Regions from separate parts of the Homo sapiens genome. Here region 1 is linked to region 2. A link is a contact called in ENCODE Hi-C data. All regions are on one chromosome and are shown on one strand. The core of a region is the stretch at or near the end of the contact, and the rest is flanking DNA. Distances in the headings are between cores, read along the strand shown.

What was found. A loop is a pair of places that touch in the nucleus more often than their neighbours do. Pooled maps may share reads with other maps.
Region 1: a map of CD8-positive, alpha-beta T cell shows a loop between it and region 2 (35-fold over the local background). The contact joins the promoter of MRPS10 here to the promoter of ABCC10 in region 2. A Hi-C loop is called at or near these places in 2 of 168 maps with a recorded cell type or tissue (CD8-positive, alpha-beta T cell and naive thymus-derived CD4-positive, alpha-beta T cell) and 7 of 50 pooled maps.

The regions. Positions count from the first base shown.
Region 1 is chr6:42,214,773-42,221,598 of GRCh38, forward strand. It overlaps MRPS10 (mitochondrial ribosomal protein S10), which reads right to left and starts at 3,089. Exons shown (of 7, transcript NM_018141.4): 1 at 3,030-3,089. The coding sequence starts at 3,077. RefSeq lists enhancers at 1,201-1,803, 1,804-2,405, 2,977-3,256.
Region 2 is chr6:43,422,131-43,429,047 of GRCh38, forward strand. ABCC10 (ATP binding cassette subfamily C member 10) reads left to right here and starts at 5,411. Exons shown (of 22, transcript NM_001198934.2): 1 at 5,411-5,627; 2 at 5,838-6,009. The coding sequence starts at 5,849. LOC105375065 (a long non-coding RNA gene) reads left to right here. Exons shown (of 6, transcript XR_007059585.1): 6 at 2,563-3,884. RefSeq lists enhancers at 3,365-3,886, 5,988-6,057.

The DNA.
Region 1 (6,826 bases), core at 1,839-4,338, 1.2 Mb before region 2:
TGAAGTATCCCTCTTTTGATGCTTTCATACATCTTTTAAAGCATACATATTTCTTAGCTTGGCTGGGATAACTAGCTTATAATGAACTGAAATATGTGCTGTGACTTATACCCATCATTAACTACTGTGCCACATGCTACAACGAACCCACATTTCCAAATCCTTTACCATCAGCTCCCCCTGGTGGAACAAGACTTTCCAGTTTTAGGAAACAAACGATACTACTACATATAACAGCTGTTTTTTCCTTTCAACTTTTCTGAGATTTTGAAGTGTAACCTGAGAAAGTGGAAACACAATAGAATCCTTAAAAACACAATGAAGATGAAAATAAGGCCAGGTGCCGTGGCTCACACCTGTAATCCCAGCACTTTGGGAGGCCAAGGTGGGTGGATCACTTGTAGTCAGGAGTTCCAGAGCAGCCTGGCCAACATGGTGAAACCCTGTCTCTACTAAAAATACAAAAATTAGCCAGGCATGGTGGCGGTGCGGTTGTGATCCTAGTTACTTGGGAGGCTGAGGCAGGAGAATCGCTTGAACCCGGGAGGCGGAGGTCCAGGCTGGGTGACAGAGCGAGACTCCCTCTCAAAAAAAAAAAAAGAAGTTTAGCATAAGTGAAGTTTCATTAATACAAATGATTGTCACCTAAGTACGTTTTTGTTTGTTTTTTCAGGGTTTTTTTGAGACAAGGTCTCACTCTGTTATCCAGGCTGGAGTGCAGTTGCATGATCATGGCCTGGACCTCCCAGGTTCAGGTGGTCCTCCCACCCCAGTCTCCCAGATAGCTGGGACTACAGGCACGGGCCACCAGGCCCAGCTAATATTTTGTACTTTTGTAGAGATGGGGTTTCACCATATTTCCCAGGCTGGTCTTGAACTCGTGGGCTCAAGCGATCCTCCAGCCTCAGTGTCCCAAAGTGCTGGGATTTCAGGAGTGAACCACCACCTAGCCACGTTTTAAAAGCCTATTCTTAGCTTATTGTCCTTCCTCTCCTTACCCAAGATAGAGACAAATCATAACTCTATAATCTTCTTTGCACCAAAGGGGAAAAGGAAAAAGGAAATCAGGTACAACACAAAGTGGTAAGAGGTATGTGCCATTCTTCAGACAAAATTGCATAGAAAATTCCCTCCCAACAATTACACCAGTGACCCCACAATCGAGTTGTGCAAGAGGAGCAAGAATATTACACTTCTCAGTCACATTCTCCCACTATAAACCTCTGCTTTTTCTTTTCTTTTTTTTTTCTTTTCTTTTTTTTTTTTTTTTTGAGAGAGTCTTGCTCTGTCGCCCAGGCTGGAGTACAGTGGAGCATTCTCAGCTCACTGAAACCTCCGCCTCCTGGGTTCAAGCAAGTCTCCTGCCTTAGCCTCCTGAGTAGGTGGGATTACAGGGGCCCACCGCCACACTCAGCTAATTTTTGTATTTTTAGTAGAGACGGAGTTTTGCCATGTTAGCCAGGATGGTCTTGATCTCCTGATCTCGTGATCCGCCCACCTCGGCCTCCCAAAGTGTAGGGATTACAGGCGTGAGCCACCGTGCCCGGCCAAGAAGTTTTTAAATTGCATTTTTTCTTTGTATTTCTTGAGAGAGAGAGAGAGAGAGAGAGAGAGTGTGTGTGTGTGTGTGTGTGTGTGTGTTGGGGGAGTGGTGGTTTGGAAGGGAGGGCTGTCTGGGTAAATTTGTCTTAATAAAGCAGTTCAAAAATTTCAATCTCTAATACCATCTGACTTTTCTCAAGAACAGTGGTTTTCAGGCCGGGTGCGGTGGCTCAAGGCTGTAATCCCAGCACTTTGGGAGGCCGAGGCTGCCGGATCACTTGAGGTCAGGAGTTCGAGACCAGCCTGACCGACATGGTGAAACCCCGTCTCTGCTAAACATACAAATACTAGCTGGGCATGGTGACGCATGACTGTAATTCCAGCTGCTCGGGAGGCTGAGGTAGGAGAATCACTTGAACCCGGGAGGTGGAGGCTGTAGTGAGCCGAGATCGTGCCATTGCGCTCCAGCTTGGGCGACAAGAGCGAAACTCCGTCTCCAAACAAAAACAAAAACAAAAACGGTGGTCTCAAAGTGTAGTCTGAGGACGTCTGTGGGGTCTGAGACACTTTCAGGGGATCCGGGAAATCAAAACTATTTTCATAAAACCAAAACGTCATTTACAACTTTTCCACTCATTCTCTTACCAGTGTACAGTGAAGTTTTCCCGTGACAGCCTGAGGTGTGATATAGGAAAAGATTAAATACAGAAGCAGATTTGAATCTAGCTTTTATTAAGCCAGAAATTAAAGAGAGCTGCAAAAATGTAAAACATTGCTGCTCCTTACTCAGTTTGTTCAGAAAATATATTTTTCATAAAGTATTAGTTGTAACATGTAATGAGTTAGTGTTACTTTTAAATCAATATATATTCTTAAGTTTTATTTTCCAAAAAGCTAAATATAGATAGCAAAAACCCACAAAAACAAAAGCTCTCTGGAGTCCTGAACTCCGAAAGTGTAAAGTGGTCCCAAGGCCAAAAAGCAGGAGAACCGCTGCTGAAAAGTTTTTGCTCCTCCTGCAAATAACTGCGCAGAGGATATCTAACCCACTTCTCTGGCTTGAGACCTTCATCTAAATTTGGATGCCAGGAAAGCATCTCAATTTAGTTCCATGGGAAGAGTCTGATATCTTGCACCAGCTCAGCCTCTAATTTTCGCGAGGCAAATTTCCTGTCTTCTCTGAGCCTCAGTTTATTTTGCAAGCGTGAAAGGAGGGGTTTTGGAACATACGAAGTACAAAATCTTTTCCAGCTCTGACATTCTACGATTATTCTTGTTCCTATCTTTGCCTGGACTCACTAACTTATATTTAATTCCATGAGAGAATTCTGATAAAACTAGCCCCTTTCTCGTCACTTTCCTGTAAACGGCGCGAGGTGAGGGATAAATATCAGGAAAAATCCTGATGGGCAGAGCGGCTGGTGGCAGGGAAACTTAAAAGCAACTATCCCGGTCAGCCCTCCTAGTCTCCCTAGCCAATCCAGTACCTGCCAGAGGCGCCGGCACACAGCACCGAACGCTGTCCGCGCCGCCATCTTGCCGGTCCCGACCTCTCAGGATTGCTTCCGGGGTTACAGCGGCGTCCTCAGACCATAGAGTTCCGCAAAAGAAGAGAGTACATCCTCATGTTCCGGCGCTGGAACAACCATAGAGACATGAACCTGTGCTTTTTGGGGGCGGGACAGTTGGCTGGCCAGGCTGGTTTGGCTCCGGCCAGTGTCTGGATAGTTACCAAGCCCTATTAATGTTTTCACCTTTAAATTGTTGTGTGTGTATACACACACACACACACACACATTTATTTATTTACTTATTTTTTCCTTTTAGAGACTGAGTCTCACTCGGCTGCCCAGGCTGGAGTGCAGTGGCACAGTCATAGCTCACTGCAGCCTCAAACTCCTGCCTCAAGTGATCCTCCTGCCTCAGCCTCCCAAGTAGCTGGACTACAAGTGCGTGCCACCACAGCCGACTAATTTTTTGTTTTTTTTTTTAATTTTCTTGTAGAGACAGGGTCTCATTATATTGCTCTCGTTATTTTGTGGGCTGGTCTTGAATTCCTGTCCTCAAGTGATCCTCTGGCCTTGGCCTCCCAAAGGACTGAGATTACAGGCATGAACCACAAAGCCCGGACTGAAACTAGTGTATTGACACCATTTACTTCAGTACTGGAATAATGGGTGATTTATTTTCCTATTTTTGCATTTTTCAATTTTTTTTGCATTTTTCAAAATTTTAACAAAATCTATATTTAACAAGAAAAAGAAAAGTCGGCCACTACCATTGGGTCCAGTTGCCACTCAGTTACCTTATTGCAGCGGCTTTCTAATTATGGTTCTTAATCCTTTCTTCCTTCCCCACACCAATTGGAATTCCTGTGCTCCAACCATTTTGTATACCGCTGTCCTACTGATCTTTCTAAATTATTCATTTCCTTATGTTACTCTAGTATTTAGGAATTTACAATGGCTAGCTTCACTTACAACAAGCCAAAGTGTTTTGTCTAATTATTAATGTCCACCATAATTTTTTCCAAGTAAAAAGATGTATAACTGGGATTTGCTATAATAAAAACTTCTTCAGGCTGGGTGCGGTGGCTCACGCCTGTAATCCCAGCACTTTGGGAGGCTGAGGTGGGCGGATCACCTGAGGTCAGGAGTTCGAGACCAGCCTGGCCAACATGGTGAAACCCCATCTCTACTAAAAATACAAAAAATTAGTGGGGTGTCATCGTTGTGTGCCTGTAGTCCCAGCTACTCAGGAGGCTGAGGCACGAGAATTGCTTGAACCCGGGAAGTGGAGGTTGCAGTGAGGCAAGATCGTGCCACTGCACTCCAGCCTGGGAGACACAATGAGACTCTGTCTAAAAAAAAAAAAAAAAAAAGAAAAGAAAAGAAAAGGCCAGGTGCAGTGGCTCGGCTCACACCTGTAATTCCAGCACTCAGCACTTTGGGAGGCCAAGGCGGGTGGATCACCTGACGTCAGAAGTTCAAGATCAGCCTGGCCAACATGGCAAAACCCTGTCTCTACTAAAAATACAAAGTCAGGCATGGTGGTGTGCACCTGTAATCCCAGCTATTTGGGAGGCTGAGGCAGGAGAATCTCTTGAACCCGGGAGGCAGAGAGTGCAGTGAGCCGAGATTGAGATTGTACCACTGCACTCCAGTCTAGGGAACAGAGCGAGACTCCGTCTCCAAAAAAAAAACTTATTCCATTTGTGCAAATCTTTAAAAATTTATTTTTATTTTTCCTTTTACTTTCTCCTCATCTTAAAGTCTGCTTCTATAATACTATATTGTCTTTTTTGTGTGTGTGTGTGAGACAGTGTCTCGCTCTGTTGCCCAGGCTGGAGAGCACTGGCTTGATCATAGCCCACTGCAGCCTCAAACTCCTGGGGTTAAGTGATCCTCACACCACAGCCTCTGGAGTATCTAAAACTACAGGTGTTTGCGACCATTTTTTATTTTATTTTTATTGTTTTGTAGAGACAGAGACTTGCTATGTTGCCCAGGCTGGTCTCAAACTCCTGGCTTCCAGCAATCCTCTCACCTTGGCCTCCCAAAGTGCTGGTTTTACAGGTATGAGCCACTGCACTTGGCCCATTTGTTCACATTTCTAAGCTTTATTTCCCCAAAGTGCTTTCACATATGCATTTTAGCCTAATGGAAAACTCTAGCCTTATAATCAGATCTGGTTTCTAATCCCAGGCTTACCAGTTAGTTGAGTGACTTTGAGCAAGTTACTTCCTTACCCTCAGCCTCAGTTTGCTCATATGTCAAAAAAAAAAAAAAAAAAAAGATAACAGTAGTTCCTGCTTCCAATAGTTGCTTGGGAATTCAATGCAATACCAATATATGGTGTTTAGTACAATACTGCCATGTAATGATACACTATAGATGTCATCCACTATTTGTGCCATTAAGTTTCTACCTCACCTGCCTCACAAGGTTGTTGAGAAGATTAAAAATAAAAAGATCAAGTTTATGAGAATATTTTATAGCATCCAAATAAAGAACTGTACAAATATAAAGTTGTTTTTTTTTTCTCCCCACAAATAGTTATTACTACCCTATTTTGCAGGCAAGAGAACCAAAGAAGAGGCAGAATGATTTGCCCAACATCACACCTATCTAGGAGATAGAAAAGGTCTAGGAGCAGAAACCAGTTTTCCTGCCCCTCAGGCTGGCCTCTGTTTACTAGAATTCAGTCCGTGTTGAGGTGTGGCAGAGATTCCAGTGTGGCCTTGCAACAGGGTATGGAAACAGCACACTTCACCTGTGTGCACTTCTTATTTATTTATTTTTGAGACGGAGTTTCACTCTTGTTGCCCAGCCTGGAGTGCAATGGCATGACCCTGGCTCACTGCAACCTCCACCTCCTGGGTTCAAGTGATTCTCCTACCTCAGCCTCCTGAGTAGCTGGGATTACAGGCATGCGCCACCACGCCCAGCTAATTTTTGTATTTTTAGTAGAGACGGAGTTTCTCCATGTTGACCAGGCTGGTCTCAATCTCTTGACCTCCTGATCCGCCCACCTTGGCCTCCCAAAGTGCTGGGATTACAGGCTTGAGCCACCACACCCGGCCTCACCTGTGTGCCCTTCTGCTGGACTCGGTGATGCCCCATGTTGGCAGGTTGCCCAGTGCCCTTCTCAGAATCAGTCTCTCTCTCTGAATTGTGACACTTAAGGGGATTTCTCTCAGCCAATGGGGTTTTCCAACAGCCTCCCCACTCCCAACTCTGTTCCTGCTTCCAAAGTTTGCATCGGTTTGTCCAAATGGCACTTCCGTGAGGCCCTTCACCCTGCCTCTGTCCCCTTTGAGTAGCCTCAGCTGGGTGAGTGTTCTGCAACTATAGTGCTTGCAAACGACTTTCACCTAAGTTACCTACTCTGATCCACACCAGAAGACATGGATTTTATCCTCATTTTATAGATGAGGAACCCAAGGTGAAATGACTCACTCAGGGTCATATGGTAAGTTAGTTACAGCTAAACCAATAACCATCTTAAAAGCAGTGCCTTTTCTACCTCTGCAGTGGGCTGGTGCTGATTCTATGATGAGGTTCGGTTCTATTTAAATCTCTTGGATAATAGGACTAGAAATACCCACCACCCTAGCACCACTCCAAAAGAAATAGGGGCTTATTTTTAAAGACCTGTGTGGTCTGGACAGCTCCTGGAACTGGAAAGGTATGCTTTAAACAGTCTTAGGGACTGGATACCCTCTTCACTCCTGAGGCCAAATGTGTTCTTTTTAATGATGGGCTTTCACTGCTTACCAATAGTT
Region 2 (6,917 bases), core at 4,161-6,660:
AAGACTGAGAGAGGTGAGGAAGCCGCATAGGAAAAGTTTGATGCTATCAGAGGTTGATTCATGACGTTTAAGGAAAGAAGCCATCTCTATAATATAAAAGTGCTAGTGAAGCAGCAAGTGCTGAAGCAGAAGCTGTCGCCAGTTAACCAGAAGATCTAGCTAAGATCAATGATGAAGGTGGCTACATGAAACAACAGATTTCTCACTCTGTCGCCAGGCTGGAGTGCAGTGGTGTGATCTTGGATCACTGCAACCTCAGCCTCCCGGGTTCAAGCAATTCTCCTGCCTCAGCCTCCGGAGTAGCTGGGATTACAGACACACACCACCACGCCCAGCTGATTTTTGTATTTTTAGTAGAGACACAGTTTCACAATGTTGGACAGACTGGTCTCGAACTCCTGATCTTGTGATCCACCCTCCTTGACCTCCCAAAGTGCTGGGATTACAGGCGTGAGACACCACACCTGGATGAAACAACAGATTTTGAAAGTAGATGAAACAGCTTTCTATCAGAAGAAGATGCCATCTAAGACTTTCATAGCTAGAGAGGAAAAGTCAATGCCTAGCTTCAAAGCTTCAAAGGACAGGCTGACTCTCTTGTTAGGTGTTAATGCAATTGGTGACTTTAAGTTGAAATTAATGCTCATTTACTATTCTGAAAATCCTAGGGCTCTTAAGAATTATGTTAAAGCTATTTTTTTTTTTTTTGGAGATGGTGTCTTGCTCTGTCACTCAGGCTGCAGTGCAGTAGCATAATCTTGGCTCACTGCAACCTCCACCTCCCGGGTTCAAGCAATTCTCCTGCCTCAGCCTCCCGAGTAGCTGGGATTACAGGCACGCACCACCACACCCAGCTAATTTTTGTATTTTTAGTAGAGACAGGGTTTCGCCATGTTGGCCAGGCTGATCTCAAATTCCTGATCTCAAGTGATCTGCCTGCCTCGGCCTCCCGAAATGGTGGGATTTCAGGCGTGAGCCACCACACACAGCCAAATCTACTTTATCTGTGCCTTATAAATGGAACAACAAAGCCTGGATGACAGCACATCTGTTTATAACATGGTCTATTGAATATTTTAAGCCCACTTTGGAGGACTACTTCTCAGAAAAAAAGATTCCTTTCAAAATGTTACCGTTTATTGACAATGCATCCAGTCATTCAGGAGCTCTGATGGAGATGTATAAGGAGATGACTGTTGTTTTTATGCCTGTTAACACAACATTCAGACTGGGCATGGTGGCTCATGCCTGTAATCCCAGCACTTTGAGAAGCCAAGACGGCAGATCACTTGAGGTCAAGAGTTCTAGACCAGCCTGGCCAAATGGTGAAACCCGTCTCTACTAAAAATACAAAAATTAGCCAGGTGTGGTGGCCCACACCTGTAATCCCAGCTACTTGGGAGGCTGAGGCAGGAGAATCACTTGAACCTGGGAGGCAGAGGTTGCCGTGAGCCAAGATCACGCCACTGCACTCTAGCCAGGGCAGCAGAGTGAGACTCCATCTCAAAAACAAACAAAAAAAGAAACGAAAAAAACTACAACATCCATTCTGCAGTCCACGGATCAAGGAGTAATTTCAACTTTAGAGTATTTTATTATTATTATTATTTATTTATTTTGAGATGGGAGTCTTGCTCTGTCACCCAGGCTGGAGTGCAGTGGCATGGTCTCAGCTCCCTGAAACCTCTGCTTCCCAGGTTCAAGCAATTCTCCTGCCTCAGCCTCCCAAGTAGCTGGGATTAAAGGTACACACCATCATGCCTGGCTAAGTTTTGTAGTTTCAGTAGAGCTGGGTTTTCCCCATATCGGCAAGGCTGGTCTTGAACTCCTGACCTCAGGTGATCTGCCTGCCTTGGCCTCCCAAAGTGCTAGGATTACAGGCGTGAGCCACTGCGCCTGGCCTCAAGTATCATTTTAGAGACAGGGTCTCACTCTGTTGCCCAGGCTAGAGTACAGTGGCCCAATCATAGTTCACTGCAACCTTAAACTCTTGGGCTCAACCCATCCTCCCACCTCAGCCTCCTGAGTAGCAGTGACTACAGGTGGGCACTGCCATGCCCGGCTAATTTTTTATTTTTATTTTTGTAGAGATGAGGTCTTGCTATGTTGCCCAGGCTGGTCTCAAACTTCTGGCCACAAGCAATCCTCTCACCTTGGCCTCCCAAAGTGCTAGCATTAGAAGTGTGAGCCACTGTGCTTGGCCCAAGTATTATTTAGGAAATACATTCCATAAGGCTATAGCTGTCATAGACAGTGATTCCTCTGATGGATCTGGACAAAGTAAATTTAAAACCCTCTGGAAAACATTCACCACACTAGATGCCATTAGGAATATCTGTGAGCCAGGCATGTTGGCTCATGTCTGCAATTCCAGCACTTTGGGAGGCTGAGGCAGGAGGATGGCTTGAGGCCAGGAGTTTGAGACCAGCTTAAGCAACATAGTGAGACCCTGCCTCCATTAAAAAAAAAAGCGCTCTCTCTCCCCCCTCCCCCTCCCTCTCCCTCTCCCCACGGTCTCCCTCTCCCTCTCCCCACGGTCTCCCTCTCCCTCTCTTTCCACAGTCTCCCTCTGATGCCGAGCAGAAGCTGGACTGTACTGCCGCTATCTCGGCTCACTGCAACCTCCCTGCCTGATTCTCCTGCCTCAGCCTGCCGAGTGCCTGGGATTGCAGGCGCGCGCCGCCACGCCTGACTGGTTTTCATATTTTTTTTGGTGGAGACGGGGTTTCGCTGTGTTGGCCGGGCTGGTCTCCAGCTCCTAACCGTGAGTTATCTGCCAGCCTCGGCCTCCCGAGGTACCGGGAATGCAGACGGAGTCTCATTCACTCAGTGCTCAATGTTGCCCAGGCTGGAGTGCAGTGGCGTGATCTCGGCTGGCTACAACCTCCACCTCCCAGCCGCCTGCCTTGGCCTCCCAAAGTGCCGAGATTGCAGCCTCTGCCTGGCCGCCATCCCGTCTAGGAAGTGAGGAGCGTCTCTGCCCGGCCGCCCATCGTCTGAGATGTGGGGAGCGCCTCTGCCCCGCCGCCCCGTCTGGGAGATGAGGAGCGTCTCTGCCCGGCCGCCCCGTCTGAGAAGTGAGGAGCCCCTCCGCCCAGCAGCCGCCCCGTCTGAGAAGTGAGGAGCCCCTCCGCCCGGCAGCTGCCCTGTCTGGGAAGTGAGGAGCGTCTCCGCCTGGCAGCTGCCCCGTCCGGGAGGTGGGGGGCAGCCCCCGCCCGGCTAGCTGCCCCGTCCAGGAGGTGGGGGGGGGCGCCTCCGCCCGGCCAGCTGCCCTGTCCTGGAGGTGGGGGGCGCCTCTGTCCGGCCGCCCCTTCTGGGAAGTGATGAGCCCCTCTGCCCGGCCGCCACCCCATCTGGGAGGTGTACCCAACAGCTCATTGAGAACGGGCCATGATGACGATGGTGGTTTTGTCGAATAGAAAAGGGGGAAATGTGGGGAAAAGATAGAGAAATCAGATTGTTGCTGTGTCTGTGTAGAAAGAAGTAGACATAGGAGACTCCATTTTGTTCTGTACTAAGAAAAATTCTTCTGCCTTGGAATGCTGTTAATATATGACCTTACCCCCAACCCCCTGCTCTCTGAAACATGTGCTGTGTCCGCTGAGGGTTAAATGGATTAAGGGCGGTGCAAGTGCTTTGTTAAACAGATGCTTGATGGCAGCATGCTCGTTAAGAGTCATCACCACTCCCTAATCTCAAGTACCCAGGGACACAAACACTGCGGAAGGCCGCAGGGTCCTCTGCCTAGGAAAACCAGAGACCTTTGTTCACTTGTTTATCTGCTGACCTTCCCTCCACTATTGTCTTATGACCCTGCCAAATCCCCTTCTGCGAGAAACACCCAAGAATGATCAATAAAAATAAATAAATAAATAAATAAAAAACTGTGATTCATGGGATTCATGGGAGGAGGACAACGTATATCAACATTAACAGAAGTTTGGAAGAAGCTGATTCCAACCTTCACGGATGGACCTTCAAGACATCAGTGGAGGAAGTAACTGCAGATGTGATGGAAACAGCAAGTGAATTAGAATTAGAAGTGGAGCCTGGCCAGGTGCAGTGGCTCACACCTATAATCCCAGCACTTTGGGAGGCCAAGGCAAGCGCATCACCTGAGGCCAGGAGTTCAAGACCAGCCTGGGCCAGGTAGCAAGACTCTGTTAATTAATTACTAAAGATTGTGAAATGCAAACCTACATCTCTTAGTTTTTAAAAATAGGAAAATTAATTCTTGACGTTGAGGGATATGGGGCTTCTTACTGAGATTAAGTGGGATAACCATAATTGTCATTTGTTTAGCTTTTCTTCTTCAAGCACTGTACACACCTATGTAAAGGCGGATACCAACACCATGCCTGACAAACATAATAAAATAAAGATGCAGAAGTAACCTGCCCAACATCCCTCTGCTAAAAGCATTCAAACCCAGGTCCGTATAATTATAAAGGTTATGTTCTTCCCACTGCTTCCTTAAAAGATTTATTGGAGGACTACCCTAGGCAAAGCACTTGCCCTAAGCACTCTAAATTAATTATTCAACTCTCTCAACAGTACTTTAGTATTGGTATTGTCCCTGTTGTACAAATAAAGAAGTTGAGGCTCGGCCGGGGTGGTGGCTCACGCCTGTAATCCCGGCTCTTCGGAAGGCCAAGGCGGACGGATCACGAGGTCAGGAGATCGAGACCATCCTTGCCAACATGGTGAAACCCCGTCTCTACTAAAAATACGAACAAAAAAATTGGCTGGGCGTGGTTGCGCGCGCCTGTAGTCCCAGCTACTCGGGAGGCTGAGGCAGGAGAATCGCTTTAACCCGGGAGGCGGAGGTTGCAGTGAACCGAGATTGTGCCACTGCACTCCAGCCTGGTGACAGAGCGAGACTCCGTCCCCCCCCCAAAAAAAAGTTGAGGCTCAAAAAAGTTAGGTAACTTGTCCAAGGTCATGCAGCCCTAGAATAATAAGGGAAAACAGTGTGTCCCAAAATGGCATTATTTGTCCGTGGGGCAGGTATGTTTGAATTTCCATCCATCCATCTATCTATCTGAGACTGGGGTCTCGCTATGCTGCTTGGACTGTTCTCGAACTCCTGGGCTCAGGCCATCCTCCTGGGATCTACCGGCGCGCAGAGACTACGGGCGCGCAGGGACTACCGAGGCGCGCAACCGTGCCCGGCTCCCCACCTCTTCAAGAAATGGAGATTGCAATGCTTGTGCCAACTAGTAAGCTTACACAGTTGTGAGCGAATACTCCACGTGAGAGGTTATAAATGACGTTGCACTAAGGGAGGGATGGATCCTTAACGCAAGTCAGGCCACAAAAGCGTACCAAAACGCAACTGTGCGTCTGCACCAGCGCGCCTGCGTGCAAAGGCCAGCCGAAGCAGAGAGCAGTGCACATGCGTGCAGCTACCAGCATATGGGCGTGGCGAATAGCGCCGGCTAGGTCTTCCAACCTCTAGGTGGGGTGCCAGCCGGGGCGGGCCCAGCACCCCGGCCGGGCAGTACTTTTTTTTTTTTTGCATACACCAGTTCTCAGGATATCGGAATCCGGTGCACAGCAGCTTCTTCAGGTTTGAGGTTCCGGATGCCTGGGGGCGGAGAAACGGGAGGGGAAAAACAGATGGCAAGGTGGGTGACCAGCGTCCAGAAATCCACTGGGGAAACCTCCTCCCGTTTTTACCCTTGGTACCGCGAGAATGGGCGGGGTCTGGCTTCGGGGCGGAAGCGACGGGCGGTCCCGGTTCCAGGGCGGGGCTGGAGACAGGGAGACCCGGCTGGGAAGTGCAGGCAAAGCCGGCTGTTACCCTGCACAGCCGTCACCCTCAACTTTCCCTTCAGGTGAGGCGTCCATGGAACGACTTCTGGCCCAGCTGTGCGGCAGCAGCGCAGCGTGGCCGCTCCCGCTGTGGGAGGGGGACACCACAGGCCACTGCTTCACCCAGCTGGTGCTCAGCGCCCTGCCCCACGCGCTCCTCGCCGTGCTCAGTGCCTGTTACTTGGGCACCCCGAGGTGGGTAGAGACGGGCGCAAGGCATCTGTCCATGTGTGCCTGCAGATCTCACCCGCGGCCTACATCTTCCGGCAGTGTCACCAGAATAGCGAGGTCTCTGGAGTAGGGCAGAAGTAGAATAAAATCTAAGCATTGCTACTTAGCAGCAATGTGGCTGTTCTTGGGCAAGTACCTGCCTTCTCTGAGTCTCATTGTTGGGAGGTTTAAATGAGATAATGAATTTAAGCATATAGTGCAGCGCCTGGCATGTTTTTAAAGGTCCGATGAGTATCAGAAATCATCAGAATTGTCCATTTTCAGCTACCCGGACTCAGCTGTCATGAATTGGAGGCAGAATTGGGGGAACAACGTTTTTAGCCAAAAGCGATGATGTGTTTAAGTTGTAGGCTCAGTTTCTCACCACTGCAACCCATGAAACCTTAGTGTTTCCAGATTAAGAAAAGCATACCTAGGCTCAGCTGAAGAGGAAGCAGTAGATAGACAAGAAGAGCAAAATCAAACATTAAGCCTTCCCCAATTAAGGGCTATAAGGTGTGGATGCTAAACTCAACTTGATTTTGTATTTAGTTCTTGTATGGCTAGAGATGACTAAAGTTAGTCTCATTCTGGCTGCCGAGAAGATAGGAGGACGGTGTGGTCTCTGCCTTTGGGAGTTCCTAGTCTGATGGGGGGAAGTGTCTCTATCCAAGAGGTCTTTCTTGCTTTCTCATTAGACTGAGTTCCCAAAAGACTGTGCCAATTTTTAATAGCTGCTCTTCTGAGAAGGCTGTCTATGCTAGGTGATTAAACCCTTCTAGACTTTTGTCTCTGTGTAAGAAACAAATCAGGATTCCTCCCAGACCAAGCGGATACACAGCTTCTCCTATCCAAGGAAGGGATTCATCCGCCCCCTGGGAAAGCAAGAAAGA